Regions from separate parts of the Mus musculus genome. Here regions 2 and 3 are each linked to region 1. A link is a loop called in an ENCODE intact Hi-C map of the cell type or tissue named here. Cell type or tissue: left cerebral cortex. All regions are shown on one strand.

Region 1 (8,000 bases):
TGGGAGGAGGCCTGCATTCCTCATCTTACTCTGACTGCTACTGACATGTGGACCATCATCCTCAGCCCCAAAGAGACATTCAACTAGACAATTTGCTGGTTTACTAATAAAAGAGCATCTAGGGCTAGAGAGATGGCTCAGTGGTTAAGAGCGCTGACTGCTCTTCCAGAGGTCCTAAATTCAATTCCCAGCAACCACATGGTGGCTCACAACTATCCGTAATGGGATCTGATGCCCTCTTCTGGTATGTCTGAAGAGAGCAAAGGTGTACTCATATACATAGCTTAAATAAATAAATCTTTAAAAAAATTTTAAAAAAATAAAAGATCATCTAGTTTACTAATAAAAAACAATCCAGAAAGGGGAGAAAGAATCAATAAAACCGATTAAAATGCTTGTTGAGCACTTCCTCTGTTATATATTTTACATTGCTTAGCTTTCTTGGTAAGCTTGGAAAATATGAATTATTAGAAGGCTTTGGCTAGAAGAAGCTAAGGTGGTACAAACAGATCCTCTCTGTCTTCTCAGTGAGAAAGCCAAAGTTCATACCCGTGTTCCACTCTCAGGTGGGGAGAATGCCACACCCCCTGACAGTCAAGGAGAAAGACAGCTGTCTTTCACCATCAGCCCCACAACCTCCCCATTCTCAACTGGAGAATCATAGACAGGTCTGACACAAAGCAGATGGTCCCAGTCCTGGATAGGAGAGACAGGCACTATAGTGAGGCCCTTTCCCAACAAAGCGCAAATACCAGGCAATAGTAGAGCAGCATTTTTCTTCTGTCATAGCACCAACCAAGAATGTAAGTGTTCCGGCCATAACTTGCATATTGCATGTGGCACGGGATGAGACATTTCAGAAACTTCATCTGAGAATTAAACCCGAGCCTGGGACAGATTGAGAGAAGGCCAGGATATACGGAGATCTCTTAGCTCTTTCAGAAGTGGATCTGCCTCTGGTGCAGATCGGGAGCAACTTCCTCTCTGTAGATTTAAGACCCCTTCGTTTCTTACTCGTGCCAATCACTAAAAAGATGCTCTGTGTGCAACTTCCTTAAATCTTGAGGGTGCATTTGTGCTAGCTCATCTACTTGGAACCCTGCTGAGATCAGGAGGCAAGCAAGAACAGCTGGTAGGAAGCCAAAATACACACACCTAGCTTTACTCCAGCCAACCCAGCAACACTCGCTAAGAACACACTTTTTCTCTGGGCACCACGCCTGATGCTGAGGGATGCTGGTAAGAATGATTACTGCAATAGCTATCAGCGAATGGTGAATGCTTACCCGGCACCAGGCATGGCTAGAACCACTTGAATCATCAGACCCTATCAACAGCACTACAAGGTAAGTCTTACTGTTAGCTACACTTTCTCAATAAGGACTTATTGGATAATAAGTTATCCAAGACCGCTGGGATAGTGAATGGTGGATGGAAACACGCCTTGCCACTGCTGACTCCCTCTCTATGCTATACAATCAAGAAAGCAGGAACAAAGGACACGGAAGTCAGTGTGGCTCTTCCCATTCTTCAAGCCCAGCGTGCGTAGACAGGCAAAGGAACCTCAGGAGAGTACCTGATGCAACCCAGGAGAGAGACAAGGCTCGCTACATCACAAGACAAGCGAATGCTATGTCAGCTGAGTTAGCAGGTGGTGACTAACCAGGGAGGAAGAGAGGGTGGAGTAGCCTTCAGGAAAGGGAGCTGCATTCAGGAAAGGGAGTAGCCTTCACGTTAGGGATATCCTGTAAAGATAGGATTCAGAAAACCCGGCAAAGGTATGGAACACATGCTCATGACCAGGCCCGTGTGATACCTGTAAGCTTGGCAAGGAGGGAGGAGGCTGAAATGGGAGGGAGGACCGGAGAGCTGCTGCGGTAGGCAAAGGATTCCTGGGCTCCATCCAGGAAGAACAACTGTTCTTCAGAAGACATACTCGGTGGTGGTGGGGGGGGGGGGGGTGCATCTGCACAGGGCAGAACCAGAAGCAGGCTGAGCAGGCAGAAAGCTGCTGACTAAGTGCCATTAGGTGGGGAGACAGTGGGCAAAGGCAGGTGACTTCAGCTCTAAAGGCAATGAACGGCCACAGTGGCTGATGACTCTGTATGGGGAACAGAAGACATCTACCAGGCAAAGGTCTGGCATTATAGCGCCAGGGACATTGAGAAAGGAGCAGACTTCAGAAAGGAAGCATCCCTTGCTGGTCCCAGGCACCTGACTTAGAAAAGCCATCAAAGAACACCAAATGCTTCCATTAAATACCGCTAACAGTAATGCTTTCAGCCGTCTTCCACGTGAGTCGTTGCTAGAAGCTGAAAATTCAGAGGAAGCATTTGTGCCCAAGAAACTGGAAAGCTCACTTGAGGAAGAGGGAAATGGGAATGCTGAGGAAATAGCTAAGAGTCCTTCCCTTCTCCACAGGGTAATTATGGCACATCACCAGTGCCGGTTACAAGATTAACCTAATCACCGAGAAAAGGTTAATGAGTGCTCCGTATGCTCCATCTTACACGCAGGGGAGCTAGGAAATGGGTTTTAGAAAAGCCCTGACTGAGCTAGCACAGATAACAAAGTCCTGCTGCACAGCTTCTAACAGGTAGAAACTTCACTTTCTGTGGAAACCTTCACACACCCTCAGACCAAAAGGGACACACAGGAGATCAACTCCATGGTTCTCTGCTCAGTGACGGGCCCAGCTCTTCCACCATAACCAGCTTCCTCCCTCAGACCAGACTCCCGTTCCGCTCCAGCACCACGGTGAGAGTCGGGCTTCACTTTGTTCCAAGTGACACTAAGTCGGCTCTTACTTTAAGGCCCTCCACAGTTCCCTTGGTAATTACTCCCAGAAACAGTTTAATCAGGGTTGGACACATTCCTTACCTGTCCTTTATCGTGACTTCACCACAGGACTGGCAATAAAAGGTGCAACATTCTTGGGCTTGCAAGCTTTGATTAAACACTGAAATCGGCTCTGAAGGAAATCAACAGAGTTTTAGAGGTTTGGAACAAATTATCATATTTAAAGAGTTTGCTAGCACAATAAATTACCAGCAATACACGCTGTTTACGGTTTACTCTGAAGTGTAGGCTTAATTAGAACTATCCAATGACTCAACCAGAAGCAAACACTGCCAAGTGTTTCCAAAAACAAAAGACATTTTGCTTAGAATTCCTGAGCCAGGAGCTGCCCTAGATTACCATGGAACATACTGGTGAGTTCCTTCTCTCATTCCATAAATACAGTAAATTCTATATTAACAATGAGGAGAGATGGACTTCTAACATGTAAGTTCAATCTGGCTTTCTCACTTTTTATGTTTACGGTTTATGTCCACCCCTGCCCATTACACAGTATGAGCAAGCAAAATGAATGGCTAGACGGGTCTCTGTGGAGCAGACCTAAGGAACGCAAAGCTCTGTAGAGTGTCCTCACCCAAGAGCAAAATGCAGTGTCTGCTGAAGCTGTGGGAGATGGGTGTGAGAGGGAGGGGAGATACTGGGTGCTATGGGAACACATGGACTTCCCACACAGCTGCAGTGGATAGCTGTTCCCCTCATTCCTGATGTCTCATTTGTAAATGAAGGTAAGTTTTATGTAAAAAAAAATACTGTATTACTAGTCTATAAAAAAACCTAATTGAATTAATGAAGTCCTAGTTATTAGAAGCGAAGAATAGAATCCACTTGCTGTTCTTTTGTGTGTAGTTTAAGATGCTTTTCAGATGCCAGAAAGTTTAAGTCCTGGCAATTAAAAAACTCTGCAGTTAATCTCTAAGTGTCTACACAAATCCCTGCTGCACGGAGGTTAAATAAACAGTATTATTCTCTAATGCGGAGCATCGATAACGAGGACCTAGGTGAGCCCTCCAACGGGCTAGCCAGAATGAATCCGTTTCCAGTGGAACACTGCCCTCTGCTGGCCACTGGGTCGTGTGGCATCCTGGATAAGCATTGCTGCTGGGAAAGATGTATCCCCAGGTCAAATTCCACACACAAGAGGTCACCACTTCACCTACACTAACCTCCAAACGGTGTAGTGTGCCAGGGTGATGTGTATCATGATTGCTCCGGAAAGCGTGGTCTTACAGCTGAAAACGCAACGCTTGAAAACCCTGAGACATAATTAATGCTAAAAATTTCAAGTTACTTCCTACAATATTTAGATTCCAGTGCACACCAGTATTCACCTACCTGATTGTCATTCATGCAGCAAATGCTTAGCCCCCACCTATTATGCAAAAAGCACTAAAGCAATCAAAGATGGAGGAACCTGCTTTACACAGATCTTCATGCACCAGAGAACAGGCTTTGAAAGTTCCCTTTTCAGGTATTTGAACAAAATGTTTCAAAAAACACAAAGAAATAGTCCAACAAACACAAACAATACACAAACCAGCACACAGCAGTGGATTTATTTTGTCCATGGTTAGAATATTAAATGTTGCTCATTAACTGAAAATGTTGAAAATAATTCAGTTGCAGACTATGATTAGGCAACAAACCCAAATTCTATGTCCCTGAGGGTCTCCATCAGAGTCCCAGGGAACAAGGTGGCTCTCGTGCCTGCCTTCTGCCAGTTTCCAAACTCAACAGGAAGTTCCTGCGTGCTGTGGGGGAGCTGGGGGAGAGGAACAATTTTTGTTTACTTTTTCCTTTTCAGGATTCAATGTCATTCCAGGTGTTTATCAGATGTCACTTAAGCATGTCAGGACATCTCTTTTTCCTGTTCCTTGTTTCTAAAATTGTTTCTGCATACTTTAGCCATTCACTAATTCAGAAATTAGCAAAATTACCCTTAGGCCAGAAAAAGAAAAAAAAAAGAGTAACATCCCCCCCCCCCTCCCCAACCACCCCCATCTTCTCTTGTCTTTCCAAAGCCAGGGGATAGCTTCATGTCTCTTACAGGCTTTTTGGGACAATCCTGTTGTCCCCACCTCTAGACTCTACATAGTTCTGATAAAGTACCTACAGATGGCTCAACAATAAGGTCTCAGGGTGTCATAGACACAAGCAAAGCCTTTCTCTGACACGAAGCATCAACACGGTTCCTTCCAATGCTGTCTGCCTTGTCTATTATAGCACATTGTAAGAAATGCAATGAGCAGAATTTAAAAAAAAAAAAAAAAAGTCATGAGAGCTTACAAAAAGAAAAGGTTTACTACCTAATTGCATCGAGATGCATTTTGAGTTTGTATACAACCACAATCCAACCACAACAATATTATATTATGTCTCTACTTGTACTGTTCCATCTAAAATGGTCTCTTCATAGCCGGGATAATGTCTACTGCTCAAACTGTCACGCCCTCAGGGTGGCCTTCACGAAACTCAGTCACTCCCCACAGCATTACTCTGTTACTGTGCCCACAGCATTGTGCTGTTTCCAACTTAATTATCTGCTCAGCATCTGTTGTTCCCGCCCACTAGGACACACACTCCACATTACCAGACAGCTATGTGGCTTGTGGGCATCTGTGTTTCCAGCACCCATATCAAACGGCTCACACACACCTCGTAGAAGCTAACCTGTCTGCTGAATGAAAACATATCTATGCAGTGTTTTAAAACCAACCAGGTTTCATACAACAGCTTTATAATTTTATCCTCATATCCGTGAGCCGGACATTTATGGTTAAAGAAACGAACTGGGCAGTTTGGGGGAAATCTCTGCACCTTCTGCTCAAATTTGCGACAAGGCTAAACATCCCCTAAAAATTAAAGCGCATTTTTAAACATACTGTTAAAAGAAAGACATGAAGGTTTGAGAAAGGAGAGTGATACAGCACACAGCACACAGCTGCTAACTGGCAGAACTGTTCCAGACCCTGGAATCTCTCGACCCCTCCAGGTCATTGATTGCCTAACTTTTCACCTGGGAAAAGTTCAACTAAAAAAACGTCAAAGCCCTCCAGGAGTGCCGCTCCTACTCACGTGGGCTGGATTCAGCCTGGACCCGCAAGCGCAGATGTAAACCATCGCCACTGATATACTGCAGCCCGCCACACGAGGAAGGTACAAGTCTGACCCCTGCTGGAAGTCGGATCTCGGTGCAGCCGTCAGGGGTTCTCACCAAAAGAGAGGTGGGCGTTATGGAAATGTCCAGGTGCATCCCTCCTTCATCTGGCCCACTGATGACACAAAATAAAAGCCAAGTGACGACTTCTCTCTGATGAAAGGCAAAGCTTACAAAATCCAAACCTTAACCCAGCATAGAGACCCTAAAATCCTTGTCCCAGGAAAACAGAAACAGACCCTGGGAGACAAGCTGGACTAGGTTAGATCAGGCAGGGCTTGCAGCCATCACCACGTGAGATTCCCAGGTCATGTTTTTAACTCTTGCTTCTGAGAACAGCATTAAAGTCAGAAAATCAAAGTACTGCTTAGCCGGTAATCAAGATTGTCATAAAAAGTCACAGATGTCAGCAAGGTTTCTGTAAAAAGTCAGAGAGTAAATATTTCCTGAGTTCTCCACCAGCCTAGGACCCACAGTGAGAACTTATCTCAAACAACAACAAACGCCCCAAACAACAGAAAAAAAAAAAAAGCCAGTTCTTAGTTCACAGGCTGTGCCAAAAGAAGCCATGAGATAGCTTGGTGTCCACCTTGCTACTGCAGTATTTTTGAAGCACAGTTGGCACCTAGAAATGTCCCCCCAAAACACCACTGGTAACCTGAGCCCCCACTGCCCCTGCTTCTGCCCCTGCTTCGGATGGCTAATCTTCTCAGTTGTGAAAAATTCAACCACTTACACAGAGCTGACTAAAGTGCACACACACTGTCAGCATTGCACATAACACCCAAAACATCGGGTTGTGTGTCTACAGTCCTCAACTGTACTGCTTAGGAGATCTCAGCGCGGGAGGAAAGTTTACACACACATTCAACACAGATGTAAGTTTTCTTGTGTTGATTTTTCAGCTGAACTTGTAAATCTGACTGGCTGTTCCATGAACCACACGGTCTCCATAAGATGATGTGTAGGAAGGCAGCTGGGGGGGGGGGTCTCCTTCTGCTTGCATCTCACTCATCTTAGTGGTTCCATCCTCAAGATCTCTTAGAGGCCCTGCCTCCGAACAACACCTCTGTGGGGAGTTAGAACTTATACCCATAGATTCCAAGAAGACTCTTGGTCTATAAGAAGGTTGCAGCATGTAGAGGGGAGAAGAGGGAACAGGAAAGAGCCAGCGGAAGCCTGGTTGCATAGAAGACTGACCAGGGAGATAAACATCAGGAGGCTAATGGGAGACGGGATTTATACTGTGCAAGAATACAGTTACATGGAAACAAAGGGAGGATGCTAGAATGGACCTGTGGCAGTGGGCTAGAATTAGGGATACCTCTATGAGATCATGGTTTAGGATGTGCATAGCTACAGAGATATAAATAGGTGGGAATGAATGTTTGTGTGTTAGTCAACAGTGTCATCTATGTGCCAGAAGTCTAAAAGAAATGACATTCCAATAGTAATGAGCACCAAATCTTAGTCTAGAAGGACAATTTTCTATTTAAAAAGAAGTCCTGGGGATTTAATTTGGTGGCATATGCAAGGCCCTAGGCTAGATTCCCAGTGTGTAGTTGTGCACACACACACACTATACATGCATACATGCACGCTTTTTGAGACAAGGTCTCAAGTGTCCCGGTCCAGACTCACACTCAGCTATGTAATGGAGGATGACCGGGAACTCCTGGTGCTCTTGCTTCTAAATCCCAAGTGTTAGGATTACAGGCATGCCCTGCCCCACGTAACCAGTACACACTCCTTGGAATGTTTTTAAAAGGCAAAACAATAAGGTTGCTTGAGAGAAAACTACATCAGGACTAGAGTAGAAAGAAAGAAAATCAAACTAGATAAGCCTATACCATACTACTGAGCACCAAAGTAAAGAGGCAGACAAAGGAAGTGAGAATGTCCTGTGTAGAGACTCCACTTTCAGTGTCTTGGGGCATTCTTACTATTATTATTCAGGGGCCACACCCTCCTTAAAGCTACCCAGGAC
Region 2 (8,000 bases), 250 kb before region 1:
AACGTCTTATTAATGCTTCTGTGTTCTTGGGAAGTAGATGGCATCTTTTTTTTATAAGCCTGACAGGTTGGGTACAGCAGGGAAGAATCCAGGTACCTGAAGGAGGTAGGCATCCTCTTCCCAAGAGGTCAACTGCCCAGATGCACTGAGAGCGACTATCAAAACTCACGCAAATACTTATGCACAGGCTTATTAACCCGGCAGCCCTTGCTGTGGGCCCTTGATACATGAGCATGACCAACACCTAGATGGCCTATACCAAAGACCCACTTGCGTTTGAGTGGAGGACATGGCAACAGACGAGCACTACCCTGCAATCCTCTTTTTCTTCCTTCTGTCTGTCTGTCTGTCTGTCTGTCTGTCTGTCTTCTCCAGTTCTCTCCCCTACTTCCCACCATCCTCATCCTCTTTCTTTTCTTAAAAGACAATGCTCTACCGGCACTAACACTTTCTGGTTTTCAAAGCCATTGTATGGATCCTTGCCACACATCCGCCTGGGAGCCCAAGTAGTGGATGTGTATTTACATCCCATTAGCAAGAACCAGAGCAAGGTGTTGGATCCAGGACTTCAACTCCCTGAACACTTTTTACCACACTCCCCCAGCCCATTACTCTTTTTAATCTGTCCACACAACCCAAGAAACGTGTTCCTTAGCAACAGAGAACAATTCTACTATAAGATTCACTTTCTTTCTGGCTCTCCTCACTAAAAGCTGACATCATTCTCCTCATTCGACAGTGGCTAGCTCACAGCTTTAAACACATAAATTACACATAATATTTATTTTATCCATAAATATTACTTAAATATATACAAACTATCAGTTGTATAAATCTGTATATATTTATTCAATAGTGTAAAATTATTTAAGAAAATCATGGTGTGCGATGGTACACACATTTAATCCCAGCACTTGGGGGGCAGAGGCAGGCAGATTTCTGAGTTCGATTCCAGCCTGGTCTACAAAGTGAGATCCAGGACAGCCAGGGCTACACAGAGAAACCCTGTCTCAAAAAAAAACAAGAAAGAAAGAAAGAAAGAAAGAAAGAAAGAAAGAAAGAAAGAAAGAAAGAAAGGGAGAGAGAGAGAGAGAGAGAGAGAGAGAGAGAGAGAGAGGGAGGGAGGGAGGGAGGGAGGGAGGGAGGGAGGAAGGGAGGAAGGGAGGAAGGGAGGAAGGGAGGAAGGGAGGAAGGGAGGAAGGGAGGAAGGGAGGAAGGGAGGAAGGGAGGAAAGGAGGAAAGAAGGAAAGAAGGAAAGAAGGAAAGAAGGAAAGAAAGGGAAAGAGAAAAGAAAGAAAAGCACTGATAGGTTAGGAATGGAAAAACCTGCAGTGACTTTCAGGGGGACATTCCAGAGGCCATTCCCCTTCATGGGAGAAGAGAGAAAGCAAGTGCTGTCTGCATGTGACTCCAGCTTTGCCAAATTCATGGCTGCTGATTCAGTGTTTTTGCTTCTTTAAAGAAATAGTTGCAGTAGCTCCTATATTTAACAAGCCAGCCAGCTTGTGCTTAATGCTTTATAAATACAAAATAAGGATACATTTTTTAGACAACAACAAAAAAGCCCACACAGTAATACTAAACAGTGCTGAGAAAGCACCATGATTTGGAACAATATGTTTGATGTATAAGGGGTTTTCTGCGTTTTGTTTGGATAGCTGTTACCTTAGAACTTAATCAAGTGGACCCTCCTCTCTTTTAGAACCCCCATGAGTTCTTAAAGTAGGGTGTTCTATATCCTGACTTATCTTGTTGTCACCCTGAGAATGCAATGTCACCTGCACAGGATCACTGGGCCACTTCACCCAGAGTAATATTTTCTCCCTATAATAATATGGCTTTAATTACAAATAGTGTTATGGTATAGAAGATTATAATGTACAAGCTCTCAGAGTCTTGAGTCTGCTACCTAAATCACATCATAATAAAACCATATAGCAGCTGTATTTGCATCCTGGCTCTACAACTTACAAACTATGTATTATACATATAACATTCATTCCCATAGGCTTGTTTACTAGTTATAAACTGGAGATAATCATATACGGTATATTATATATAATTATATATATATATATATCAAAGTGTTATAAGGACTGGATAGTATGGCATGCATAAAGGTTCAAGGCATATACTGGATATGGTGATGCAAGTCTTTAATTCCATCCAGAACTTGGGAGGCAGAGGCTGGAAAATATCTGTGAGTTCAAGACCATCCTGTTCTACACAGAGAGTACCAGGACAGCCAGGGAACACATAGTGAGACCCTGTATATCTTGCCCCACAAAAGGCTCAGCCCATAGCCTAGAGCAGTGGCTCTCAACCTATGAACTGAGACCCCTTTGGGGGATGCATATCAGATATCCTGCATATCAAATATTTATAATATGATTCATGATAATAGCAAAGCTACAATTATAAAAAATAACAACAAAATAATTTTATGGTTGGGGTCACCACAACATGAGGAACTGTATTAAAGGGTTGCAAAATTAGGAAGGATGAAAACCACTAGTCTATTCACATTATTAGAGTTCTGTAACGGTAGCTTAATCTGAAAAATTTTAGATGTTTTAAAAGTATGAGTATATGTGAGCATTTGCACAAATGCAATGCCTTGAGGAGGCCAAAGAGTGTGTAGGCCAAATACTCATTCTACCTGAAGCTAAACATGTTCAGTCCTTGAAGGTAAGTACACACAGCTTATGGTCCCTTGTTGCCCATCCCAAATCCTCAGAGCCACAGTCTGGAAAGATGTGAGCTTCCTAACATCAAAGTGATCCCTCCTCTAGAAGATCTCATTCCTGAAAGTTAAGAATCACAGATGTTTGGAAAGTATCAGCATACAACAACACAACAACGGTGTCTTAGTTAGGGTTTCTTGGCTGTGATAAAACACCATGACCAAAATCAACTTGGGAAGGTAAGGATTAATTTCACTTCACAGCTTTCAAATTCATCATGAAGGAAAGCCAGGGCAGGAACCTGGAGGCAGGAACTAGAGCAGAGGCTATGGAGGAGTACTGCTTACTGACTTGCTCTTCATGGCTTGCTCAGCCTGTTTTCTTATAGTACTCAGGACCACCAGCCCAGAGATGTCACTGCCCACAATGAGCTGGATCCTCCCATATCAGTTATTAACCAAGAAAATGTCCTACAGGTTTGCCCACGGGCTGATCTGGTGGGGACATTTTGTCAATTAAGGATTTCTTTTCCAAAATGACTTTAGCCTGTGTCAAATTAATATAAAACTAGCTAGCATGGACAGGGTTGTTTTGTTTTGTTTTTTAGAGAGCAGTCGTTGCTAAGGGGAAGTTTTATATTAAAGCAGAGCTTCTATAAGAACAGTGAAGATTGTGAATAGGCAGTGATGGGGGTGCATGGGCTGAGAACGGTCTCAGGCAGCTTCCTCTCTCCCTCATGATGCACCTTCTTTACAAGCCACACACAGTTCCCAGAAATCCCCTAGGGTGGTTGGAGAACTTCCTAGTGAAAGGGTCGCATAAGCCTTTCCATTTCAGGACAGGACATCTGTTAATAATAACCTATTCTAGCCCCATGGCTGTCCAGCTGGCTCTTTCATCAACATTAGATACCAACAGAGACTTTGGTAATGGTAGACTTGTTTATAACTACTGAGAAGTCACAACCAAGCTGGTACCCACAAGCTTACCTCACTCGCATCCTTGGGATCTTGTTTTGGTAAATTACTAAAGCTCAAAGTGGAAACTGTTAGCCAGCCTGACAGTCTTTAGCTTTACTGCAAAGGGTATATGTGGAAATCTCACCAGGTGCCTCTGAACTGAAGCAAAGACAAAGAGGGCTACAAAACTCTGAAGGTCTAAATCCGTCTTGTGGTTAACACCTCATTTCAGACATCTTCCCACAGACTGTGCAGAGAGCTACAACTCATCGGATTCTAAATCGGGCAGAGCAGGCATAATGACATTGGAGTATCATAGACAAGGTCTTGCCCTGGTGTCAAGTTTACTTCGCTCTCCCAAGCGGAAGGAATAAAGAAAGTACTGTGCTTTAACTTGGGGGCTATATATACACCTTCGTAATTACAGATGTGAAACCATCTTCCTTTGTACGGAACTTCTGGCTAGAACCATAGTTTTAAGGCTCTAGATAATAGCCTTCCAGAAGCTATTTGTATTTCTCTTCAGAGTGACTGTCAGTGGCATCTTTGCTTGCAGAAATGTACTCTACAAAGTTAGATAAGACTAGTGCATTTCTGAAAGCAAAAGGACTTTCAGTCCGGTTGGAAGGAGACAAAATGGTCATGTCAAGCATTTCCCACAGCACCACACATAACAAGGAAAACATCATAACCATGAAGTGGAAACAACTACACAGAACTTTGCAACTGCAGCTCTTCTATAAAATAATAGTAGTGTTATTCTCATTCATAAGTTAATTTCCAGGAGAAATGTATTTTGTGTATGACTATGTGCGTGTGTGTGTGTGTGTGTGTGTGTGTGTGTGTGTTCATGGAAGGATGCATGTATGCATGTGAAAGTGGGTAGACATGCACATGTGTGTTTTAGCCAGAAGTCAGCTTCAAGTGTAATTTCTCAAGAGACATTGTTTTGGGGGTGTTGCTGTAGCTTTTTATTTATTTATTTGGGAGCAAGAGTTGCATGTGTGCTATATAGCTGATGTGTGGAGATTAGAAGACAACACTATGGAGTCACTTCTCTCCTTCCATAAACACATGGATACTTGGGGTCAAACCCAAATCATGAGGTTCTTGTGGCAAGCACTTTTACCCATTAAAATGTATTGGCACAACTGTACACCTTGTTTTTTGAAACCGAGTCTCTCCCTGGGACCTAGGGTTTTCTGATTAGCATAAGCTAGCTTTCCAATTAGCCTAAGCTATATGGCCACCAAGTCCTAGGGATCCACTTGTCTCTGCTTTTCCAATACTGAGATTACAAGCTTTTTACATAGTGTTGGGGGTTGGACTTTGGTCCTCAGGTTTGTACAGCCAACATTTTCCTGACCGAGCCATCTCCCCAGCATGCAAGCCTTATTTTCAAAGGCAAGTGTTAATTCTGTCCAAGCTGTACTCTTCCCTACGTAGGCTATATTCTCCACTGGCACAGCTTGCTTCAATCTCTTGCAAATGGTCCCTTGCAAATCAATGAGTGGTTTCTAATCTAATAAAGTCATGTCAGCCTAAGTTTGATTTACTCTGATCATCTGTGCCCTTTACATCCGAACGCTCAAACTGGAGAGATTTATTTAATCCTAGACTCTGTGTTTGCTCTTGGAGAGATGCAAGAAAAAAAAAATCCTGAAAGGATCATGTTTTGCTAGTCGTGAACCAGAGAGAAACAGAATGTGTGGGTCTAGGAGACACTGAGAAAGCTAACTTAAAAACAGAGCCTGCTGCTCAGCCTTCTGGTTGAAGACTGGAAAGTGCCAATGTTCTGGTCTGAATGGGTGGCTGAGTTTCACAGATATCCATGCTGTTGTGGGATTAGTCACAAAATGGGAAAACTGTAAACCACTGAAATACAAGCAAATTAAAACAATTAAAAAAATAGTGTAATTTAATGCAGCACACAGACAAAATACTGTTTCCCTGCCAATGGTCATAGATTATATTTTGACTGTAGTTGAACCATTTAGGGATCTTTTTAATTAAAATATAACTATATCCCTTTTCCCTTCCCCATCCTTTCTTCCATACCCTACCAGTCCCCTCACCACCAACTTCCTCTCAAATTGATCGCCACTTTTTTTAAGGCATGAAAGATACAAGATTAAATACCAAGTATTTGTATCAACTACTCTTGCTCCTTTTCTGTGACTGACTAGTGTGGTGGGAAAGTCATTAGGTTGTTTTAAATAAAACTACTACACTCCCCATAAGGAAAAAAATTTGCTGGGGAGTGATGGTGCACACTTTAAATCTCAGCACTCAGGAGACAGAGGCAGGTAAATATGAATTCAAGGACAGTCAGGTCTACAAAGTGAGTTCCAGGACAGCCGAGGATACACAAAGAAACCCTGTCTCTAAAAACAACCACAACAACAAATCAGTAGAAAGTCCACAGGAACAAAGACCAGATGGGCAACTACAAAGAAAAGGAAACAGAATTTCAAAACCATATTTCCCAATGCAACTCCAAGATCTAGGTCAACTAATATAAAAAACAGAGATGAGACCTGGAACATTCATCAAAGTAATTAATATGAAACTGAGTGCTGAACAGCTGAGCCAAGTTGGTCCCTTGCAATTTCCAGAGTTATAATGACTGACTTTAAAACTGACAAAAGTCCCAAATGTTTCGTGGAGAAAGACAACCTGATTCTGACTGAAGAAATAGGAATTAGACTCTGATAGCGGATCCTTTAAGGTGCATCTATTTCCTCTGGATTGAAGCCTTCCCCCTGGAGGAAGCAGAGGAGGCTTGTATGACTCCAGAAGCTAAGGAAACTTACAAGACTCAGGAAGCTTGGGAAACTGACAGGACTCAAGCACTCAGGAAGTTGCAGGATTTACAAGGCCCCACCCCCCACATAACTTAATCTGAGGTGAAGGTGGGTAGATGCTGGGAAGAGAAGCCTTCTGTGAAATTGCCTGACACCTTTGTGGGGAGCTTTTAGTTTCATGATCTGTTGATCTGTGTCCCATGGTGGTTTTCTGTAATGGTCTCCATTTGCTGTACAGACAAGCTTCCTTCATGAGGGGTGATAGCTTATCTATGGGGTATAAAGATAAGATCTAGAATGCAGTAAAGCATTATATTAGTCTAGTAAGTTGACAGATTCTTCTTCAAAGGTTCATACCTTCACTAACCCTAGGAAGCTGGTTAGGTTTCTAGTAGCAGGCATGATTTCCCTCCTGTTAAGTAGACCTTAAGTCCAATTGGACAACTATTGGTTGCCACAGACATTTGGTTGCCATTACTACAAAGATGATCTTTTAGCATAACTTGCCGTACTGGAAATGTGATGGTTTATAGATGTCGCAGCTGAGAAGACTGTTCAATTGCTTCCTTCCCTTGGCAGTTGTCACTGCATGTTCTGGAGCCATGAAATTAGACCACTGGAAAGAGGCTTTCAGGTCAGATTCTGTTCAAGTCATTCAACTCATATGACTTGAACAGAATCAGCAATAGGAACCCACCCTCAGGCCCTAAGAGGCAACCCCTGGCTACATTGTTATTACTTGCTTTGAGAGTCACTTGGACTACCATAACCAGTCATTTAAAAGGTTTCTCGTACCTGCGTGCCTGTTACTTGAGTCGTTGTTTGTTTATAGTGGTTTTTGAGAGCATTGACAACCCAAGTGTCTTAACTCCTTTAAAGTATAAGTGTATATGCACATCTGTGTGTGCGTGCATGTGTTTGTTTGTGTGTGTGTGTGTGTGTGTGTGTGTGTGTGTGTGTGTGTGGTGTGTGTGTGTGTGTGTGTATGTGTGTGTGTGTGTATGGTCAATTGTTGGCATTAATTACTTGGTCAGTGGAGTCCTATTCAGGAAGTCCTCTCCAAAACCTATACCATGTAGGTTACTGCCTGTATTTTTTTCCTATCAATTTTAGTGTTTCAAGGCTCTGATTCACTTGGATCTAATTTTTTTCTCTATGTGGGCATCCTGTTTGCCCAGCAATATTTGCTGAAGATACTGCCTTTTCTTCAGTGTATGTCTTTTGCTTCTTTGTCAAATATTGGGTGACTGTAAATATAAGTACTCATGTTTGGGTCTCCCACTTTATTCCATTGGTTTACTATTTTTATGCCAACATCATACTGTTTTTATTAATATAGCTCTATAATATATTTTTAAGTCTCAAATAACACTCCCTCCAGGATTCTTTTTGCTCAGGATTGCTTCTGGCATTTCATCTAAGATATGACATATAATGCTATGAATAATGCCACATACATAACTGCTATAGTCATCCAGAACTAAAAGTCCAGATAATCACAACATAGGAAATTGCTAGGGAGAAGACATGTGTGGAGGTGTGCATGCAGCTCA
Region 3 (8,000 bases), 610 kb before region 1:
CCGACTTGGTCACTTCCAGGCCAGGGTGAGACTGTGTGATGAACAGCACTCCACATTCCACATATATACTCACACCCCTGTGAATGAATATCTGTCTGCACATGAATGCACCCCTACAAACACACACACACACACACACACACACACACACACGCACATACACAAATAGCATATATACAGACATAAAATATATTTTTTAACTCTTTTTTATAAAATATATTCTTAAATTAAGAAAAATTGTAAGTGATGCATATGATATATACACACGAGTCTATCGTAGAAGAAATAGAATTAAATATATATGCAAAGTAAGAGGTTGGAGAGATAGCTCAGCAAAGTATTTGCAGTATGTGATGGCTAATATTGCCACCTTAGCAGGATCTGAAATCACCCAGGAGACAAGCCTTTGCGCATACCCAGGAAGGATTTGGAAGAGGATGGCACCAATCCATGCGGTAGGGTCTGGAAGAATAAAAAGGAGAAAGCAAGCTAAACCTGAGCATTTATGGCTCTGTGCTCCCTGACTGTAAACACAATTTGTGCACCTGCCTTAATCTTCCTCTGCCAAGACTCCTCCTCCCCCCACACACCTGGCTGCACTCTTGGACTGTTAGCTAAAACAAATCCTCTCTCCTTCAAACTGTGTTTGTTACAGAATTTTATCACAGCAACAGAAAGAGTAACTGAGAACTGGGTGAGAGATCACCGCTATAATAAACCAGCTCCCTTGGTCCTCAAGTCTTTGGAACTGGTTTACAAAAGGAATGCTCAAGAATTTGAAACTTTGGGCTAGACAAGCCCTCAAATACTGAAGGCATAGCTCAATGGTCTGTTCCGGCAGGGACTTAGAAGACAAGCAGGCTTAGAGGTTTGGCACACAGAGGTTTCAGAAGGAAACAAAGGCTGGGCTAGAGGCATTTTTTTTGTTACATTCTGGCCAAGAATCCCGTCAAATTCTGCACGTTCCCTAAGACCTTGTGCAGTGGTGAATTAAGTCATGAACCAATTTATTTGGCAGGCAGAATTCCAAGACAGCCTATTCTCCAGCTGTGGTGTGTCTGCTGCTCAGTTCTTTTATGCAGATCTACAGAGAGAGGGAGTGAGCAAAAAGGATGAATCTCAAATGAGATCTCAGGCTTGAGAATTTTAAACAGAGCTGGGATTGTTAAAAGACTATACAGCCTTTTGAAGTTGGATGGAATCTGTTTCTGCATTATGGGGTACCTGTGTGCCAATGCAGCTAAGTGGAAGAAGGCTCAGGTTTAGAAGTAATGTGTTTGGGTGTCAAAGGGTGGAGATGTGATGATTAATATCCACTTAACAGGAATCTAGAATCAACTAGAAAAACAAGACTCTGTCCAGCTCTGAGAGGGGTTGTCTAGATTAGGTTAATTAAAGCGGGAAGACCCAAGTGAACTTGTGGGTAACACCACACTGTTGAGTGTTTAACTGAAATTAAAGCTAACACTGTGTGTTGTACTTTCATTTCTTAAATATTCTGCTTTATGGAGACCTTTGCTTACCCTGTACTGCTATCACTAACATGGTTATGGAAATAAATTATAATTGATAACTGGAGGGAGATTAATTAGAGAGAGAATGACAACAGATGGTATTGATAAGTGCCATCTCAATTCTCGTGGAGATCTTTTGAATTGTACTTGTGGCTCCATTTTACAGATTTAGTATCAGAACAGCGGTCCCTGTGTAAGTGTTGGAGCTATAAATGCCTCTGCTTCTAGTTCTAAGTAGCTGTGAACTGCAGAGGGAAGCTGAAAGACACTCAGGTGTGTTGCTTATTTGGCTCCCTCAGGCCTGCCTGGATGGTGATGCTGTCAGCATAAAGTTCACATGGGAAAACCATACAATTGGGTTACAAAATAAGAATCTCATGTTTTAACTAAGTCTGTAACATCTTTGTGTGTGTGTGTGTGTGTGTATTGGATGCATTCATCACCACCCTTTGGCTGAAGGCTGAATATATCCAAAGATTGAGACTTTGCACAAATCTCTTCATCTGGCCTAGACATGGAATGGGAAGACATGAAAAGCAGGTAAGTTTGTCCTGGTTCCATCTCCACCTTCCACTTGACATTGTTCTATACCAGCATGCCTGCTTTCTCATGGGTAAATCTGGTGAGAAGATTTATCTTGGTTGTGATATGCAGAGTAAAATTGGGTAATTGTTATTAAGTGGCATGACTAGGCAAGTAGAAAACATTTGACCCCAGATCACACTAGCTCATAGTCTTTTTTGTTTGTTTGTTTGCTTGCTTGTTTGGCAAGCTGAACAGGAAGGATTCAGGACGATCGTCCCAATGCTACAGTGTATCTTGCCTCTGAGGTATATGTTGAGATGAGATGAGAATACTTTTTTTTTTTTTTTTTTTTTTTTAATGCTAAAAAGCTAGGTCACAAGAGCACTTGCTCTTTTGACAGAACCATTTAAGACCACACCAGAAGATCAGAAAAATTCTTCCCGTGCCATTTACTTTACTACAAACGTAGGCAGTAAAATTGCCCTTTTCGGCGTACAGTCTTACGAGTTTTAGCACGTGTATGGGTTTACATAACCATCGTCATGATTGCCATACATATGACTTCAGCTTCTGAGTCGGTTTTTTTTTCCCCTCAAAGCTTTTCACATTTATACTGCAAAACACTTTTAAAAATAAGAGAAAGGGATTTAGATAAATGTGCTGAAGATGCAAATTAATGAAACTGTCTTTTTGCACAAATCTCTGCAGTCTCCAGGCTCTGCAGCTTTTTTTCCTGGGCCATTTTGGCTGGTGTTTCTGTGGACTATCTTTCCACAGAAAGAAACAGCCATAGACTCAGAATTGGACCGCCACAGTCATGATGCATGTTGTGGGGAACAATCCCCGGCTTCCTTAACTTGATACTTTTATTATACTGGGTCTTCTTTTTCCCAGCCTTATCTCTCCTATCGTTTCTCTCTCTAAAATGAAATAGTCTGTAATCACCCACACCTTTTAACTTGGGGAAAATTTGACTGAGGAAAAGCAGATAAGACTTTTTGAGAGAGCAATGAGAGGGCGTTCGGGACTCCAACTCTCTCCAGACTTAATGACATTGGTCCTATAAGCATTCCAGTCGTTTCCCTAATCCATCATCCGGCGCCTGCCAGCGCCCCCTGGGAGACAGACTTTGGGACAAACTTCTTTCCCAGGTCAGCCCGCCCACCTCCCGCCGCGAGCGCTCCCTGCGTAAGTGACTTGTGCTGACACAACGCACCGCATCTGGTGTAGGGAGCTTTCCGGGTGACTCACGTCTTTGCAATTTGCTTTTGTTTCTGGGGTGTTTTAGCTGCAATTTTCTTCCCTCTGGTTTTAATTTTGAGAGGAGGGGGGAAAAAACCACCCATAATGAATCAAGAATGAGTGTCCTTTCCAGTAACCCTCCCCCACTTTAAAGTTGACTGTCTTTACAAGTTTGATAACTACCCTAGACGTGCGGGGGCGGCACAGGTAGGAAGGCATTAACTAACTACCTCATAAACTGAAGTTGCCAGCCAAACCGAGCCACGAGAGAGGAGACTTTCTGAATCTCCCTCACAACCCAGGCGTTTGCCGCGGCGGATGTAACCTGTGCAGCTCCTTCTTCTACTGCTGCTTTGCTCACGCTTAAATCCCTCTCCTCACTGCCAGCGGTGCCAGAAGCAGCGTGAATTCCAAGAGGTCCACCAGCGGTTTTGTTTCTGTCCGAGGTAAATACGCTATGCAAAATACGGAACCACCAAAGGATGCCGGGGAGGGGGAACAGAAGGGGAATCCCTCACCTTCTCGGGATGCGTTGCTCATTTATCTCCGCCTAGGGGAGTCGCCCAGCCTAGGTTGCCCCTCGTATCCCTCCCTGAAGCCCCTACCTGGGGCAGCAGAGGTGGCCAGCGCGGCGGCGATCTCTCCTGCAGCCCTGGCCCTCCCCCGCCCCCCGGCTTGGTTTTTCCCAGCCGTGGAGGTTGGGCCAGGGGCTGGGGTTGAGAGGAGAGTCGGCGCCCGCAGCAGGAGCTGGGAAGGCGCGTGGACTCGGGTGGCCCTCGGAGTTGGCTTTGCAGGCGCGGGGTGCGGAGGTGAGCAGTGGGGACCGAGCGGCCAGGTTTGGAGCCTGGAGGCGGGACCAGGGTTCCTTTCTATACTAGGGCGTGAAGAGAGCCGGGGGGGGGGGGGTCCTGGCTGCCACACCGCCCACGGTCCCACGGCCGCTTTGTTGGCGGGTTCCCTCCGTTTTTCTGGAGATGTCTGGATCCTCTCGGGATCGGGGAGCTGGGTGGCCAGGAACTGGGGAGTCGAGAGTAGGCGACAGCTGTACGGCTCTGCTCCCCTTTTCACACTAATCCAAGGAGGTACCAAAAAAAAAAAAAAGCTCTTAAGAGTCCCGTAACCCGAAACTTCGCTCTCATCCCAAGGTGGGAGGGGGAGGAGCGGCGGGGGCGGGGACCCCGGAAGGCAGGTGGTCGGCCGGGGCGGTAGGAGCTGGGATCCGGAAAAAGGAGAAGTTTGCTCGCTGGACACCGCGGGGTCTGCGTGAAGTTCTAGGCGGGAGGAGGGCAATCCGGGCAGGAGCCAGGCGGGAGGTGGCCCGGGTCCTGATGGTGTGGGCCCGGAAGAGGTAGGCTTAGCGCCTGGGAGTGGGGACCGCGTCCCACTAGGGAGGAAGGACGCACACAGAAGCTTGGGCCGGGTTGCTAGTGTGGGGACTACTTGGTTCGTACTCGGGGAGCTGCGGCCGTCACTCCTCCTCACGCTTCTCTCCCGCTTGTCCCAGGTCGCTCATCCGATCCTGCCCTGAGAGAGGCGCCAACAAAGGAGTTGAGGAGGTGCCACCCACCCCAGCTGCGGCGGGAGGAGGAGCGCCAAGGCCCGTGTCCCGACCCGCCGTGCGTACTCACTGGAGGGAAGGGCGGGGTGCCGCTCCGGGAGGGGGACGCCCGGTGGCTCGGGGTTAGCCAAGTTCCAGCTTTTGGCGTCCCCTCCTCTGCTCCCACGCGAGGAAAGTTTGCCGTCGACGCTTGCGGCCGGCTCGCGCCCGCCGGGCCCAGGCGGTCGAGTCTTCGGAGCGGGCGCTGTCCCAGCTCCGGGGAACCGCGAGCCGCGATGCCTGGGGCGGGCTCCCGGGGCCCCTCCGCCGGGGACGGACGGCTGAGGTTGGCAAGGCTGGCGCTAGTGCTGCTGGGTTGGGTCTCCGCGTCGGCCCCCAGCTCTTCGGTACCCTCGTCTTCCACCTCCCCGGCAGCCTTCCTGGCCTCGGGGTCTGCGCAGCCTCCGCCAGCCGAGAGATGCCCCGCGGCGTGCGAGTGCTCCGAGGCGGCGCGCACGGTTAAGTGCGTGAACCGCAACCTGCTGGAGGTGCCGGCGGATCTACCGCCTTACGTGCGCAACCTTTTCCTTACCGGCAACCAGATGACCGTGCTCCCGGCGGGCGCCTTCGCCCGCCAGCCGCCGCTCGCCGACCTGGAGGCGCTCAACCTCAGCGGCAACCACCTGAAGGAAGTGTGTGCAGGTGCCTTCGAGCATCTGCCGGGTCTGCGCCGGCTTGACCTCAGCCACAACCCTCTCACCAACCTCAGCGCCTTCGCCTTTGCGGGCAGCAACGCCAGCGTCTCGGCCCCCAGCCCCCTGGAGGAGCTGATCCTGAATCACATCGTGCCCCCTGAGGATCAGAGGCAGAACGGGAGCTTCGAGGGTATGGTGGCCTTCGAAGGCATGGTGGCAGCAGCTCTGCGCTCAGGCCTTGCACTCCGAGGTCTTACACGCCTGGAGCTAGCCAGCAATCACTTTCTTTTCCTGCCTCGGGACTTACTAGCCCAACTGCCGAGTCTCAGATACCTGGACCTCAGGAACAATTCCCTGGTGAGCCTGACCTACGCATCCTTCCGCAACCTGACACACCTCGAAAGCCTCCACTTGGAGGACAATGCCCTCAAGGTCCTTCACAACTCCACCTTGGCTGAGTGGCACGGCCTGGCTCATGTCAAGGTGTTCCTGGACAACAATCCCTGGGTTTGCGACTGCTACATGGCTGACATGGTGGCTTGGCTTAAAGAGACAGAGGTGGTGCCAGATAAAGCCAGGCTTACCTGCGCATTCCCGGAGAAAATGAGGAATCGTGGCCTCTTAGACCTCAACAGCTCTGACCTGGACTGTGACGCTGTCCTTCCCCAATCCCTGCAGACTTCCTATGTCTTCCTAGGTATTGTTTTAGCTCTGATAGGCGCTATTTTCCTCCTCGTTTTGTATTTGAACCGTAAAGGCATAAAAAAGTGGATGCATAACATCAGAGATGCCTGCAGGGATCACATGGAAGGGTATCATTACAGATACGAAATCAATGCGGACCCCAGATTAACAAATCTTAGTTCCAACTCGGATGTCTGAGAAACCGGACCCGTCAAGGAGGACTCTGCATGAGGTGTAGACTTAAGGGTTTTTTTTTCCCCTTTACTAGGCTTGCTCCACTTCCACACTTCACCGTAGACACTATTGACTTTGATCCTTGTTATGTAAAATCCCGGTGTGTTCTGTTAATGTAAGGACATGAACAACTGCACATGTTTATTTTCCCTATTCCTTTCGGTACTCCTCGATGCCTGCGGAGGGATTGTTTTTTTTTTTTTTTCCTCTCTCTCAAGTCGCAGCATGGACTTGGATTAGTTCAGTTCAAGGTGTAGCACAGATAACATTCAACGGAAGCTGCCTCAGTTTTTTTTTTTTTTTGAGAAAAGTACTTTATTCATAAATATGAGTTTCATCCTCACCTACCTAAATGATGGAGGAAATATTGCATCCCCAAACTGCCTGCAGACCGTAGCAAGCTCTTACATAGAACTTTGTAGTGCATAAGAGCACCTGCATCCAAGAGCATGCGTACATTTTACTGTTCTGCATATTAAAAAGAAAAAGTTGCAACTTCAGATAACTTCTTTGACAAACTAAATTACTTTTTGATTGCAGTTTATAGGAAACTGACCTGAGATTTTTCGGTGTTTTTTTTTTTTTTTTTTTGTTTGTTTTGGTTTTTTGTTTTGTTTTGTTTTTTAAATAAACTGCATTGAGATCCAACAAACTGGATTGTTATAAAAAAAATCAATAAAAGAATCTTAAAAGAAGCATGTTGTGTTTAACTTTGGTATTTTGAAAGGAGGATTAAGGGCAATGGTATTGAATAGTCTGGATTCAAATAATACTGGAGTTATTAGTTAGCAGAGCTGAGAATCAGCCTGGAGCAGTGCCTTCATATAAATAGACTGGAGAGAATTCTGAAATGATGGATTCTTTTAGGGCTTAAGTGGAATTAAGGTTATTTATAGGGTCATAGTATTAGAGGTCCCCAAGTTAACGGTGTTCATTATGTGTTATTTAAAAGAGCATTGGGAGGTTGGTAATAGTGAAGAGTCCTTTATGGTAAACATGTCACAGCTGCCACTTTGTCTAGACTAATTTAGTTGCTGAGACAGAATCATTAGCCAAACTGAATGAAGTTGCTCCATGGAATTTGAGAGCCAAGTGTGAGTCATGTGGTGGCAATAAATGTGTGAAAATAAAGTATCTTAAAATATTTTGAAGTAAAAAAAATCTTAAAAGACAAATTAAGAACAGTATTTTCAGAGATCATAAATTGTAGTTCAGAGAGCCTCGAGAATCTGCTTTTAAATTTTCAAAGTGGAACATTGTGTTTCTTGGAGTTATTATGATTGTGTTTAAGGAAATAACCAAAGATACATCCTTGTATCTAGAGACAAATATTATAAGTAGTTATTAGATTCTTATGTTCAGTATTTAAGAATTTGAGGGCTTTTTAAAGAAGGCCCCTCAGCTCTGAGCACCATGTAAGTAAATGTATATACCTCCATAAGGAATAAATCATACTTAGGTATAAATTAAAGCAATTTCTCATTAACATTCTTGTCATCCGATACTCTTGTCTCGTCTCTATCCCGCCACCCCTCTGCCATCATGTGCCACTTACAGTGAACAGGAAGT

Evidence for each region. Peaks named below come from ENCODE experiments on the same cell type or tissue, not always from the same donor. Only the 100,000 strongest peaks of a DNase experiment are listed, where the experiment ranks them.
Region 2: it touches region 1 in a loop (2.8-fold over the local background); 3 of 42 quality-filtered maps call a loop at or near these places.
Region 3: it touches region 1 in a loop (4-fold over the local background); 11 of 42 quality-filtered maps call a loop at or near these places.

Annotation. Positions count from the first base shown.
Region 1 is chr9:86,445,883-86,453,882 of GRCm38, forward strand. Ube2cbp (ubiquitin-conjugating enzyme E2C binding protein) reads right to left here. Exons shown (of 10, transcript NM_027394.2): 2 at 5,932-6,128; 3 at 2,881-2,971. Among named protein-coding and RNA genes, the nearest start is that of Ube2cbp, 15 kb to the right of the region's middle. In left cerebral cortex, CTCF peaks have their summits at 3,918 (motif pointing left) and 6,019 (motif pointing left); DNase peaks (open chromatin) are centred at 1,811, 3,106, 3,910, 5,407 and 1 more place; H3K4me3 peaks cover 389 bases.
Region 2 is chr9:86,199,850-86,207,849 of GRCm38, forward strand. No RefSeq gene overlaps it. Among named protein-coding and RNA genes, the nearest start is that of Ube2cbp, 260 kb to the right of the region's middle. In left cerebral cortex, no CTCF peak of the experiment used is centred here; DNase peaks (open chromatin) are centred at 3,853 and 5,362; H3K27ac peaks cover 60 bases.
Region 3 is chr9:85,838,866-85,846,865 of GRCm38, forward strand. It overlaps Tpbg (trophoblast glycoprotein), which reads left to right and starts at 3,987. Exons shown (of 2, transcript NM_001164792.1): 1 at 3,987-4,090; 2 at 4,786-8,000. The coding sequence starts at 5,115. The coding sequence ends at 6,395. It overlaps LOC115487186 (a long non-coding RNA gene), which reads right to left and starts at 4,815. Exons shown (of 2, transcript XR_003948199.1): 1 at 4,733-4,815; 2 at 2,477-4,350. In left cerebral cortex, a CTCF peak has its summit at 3,152; DNase peaks (open chromatin) are centred at 1,040, 2,598, 2,807, 3,295 and 4 more places; H3K4me3 peaks cover 2,852 bases; H3K27ac peaks cover 570 bases.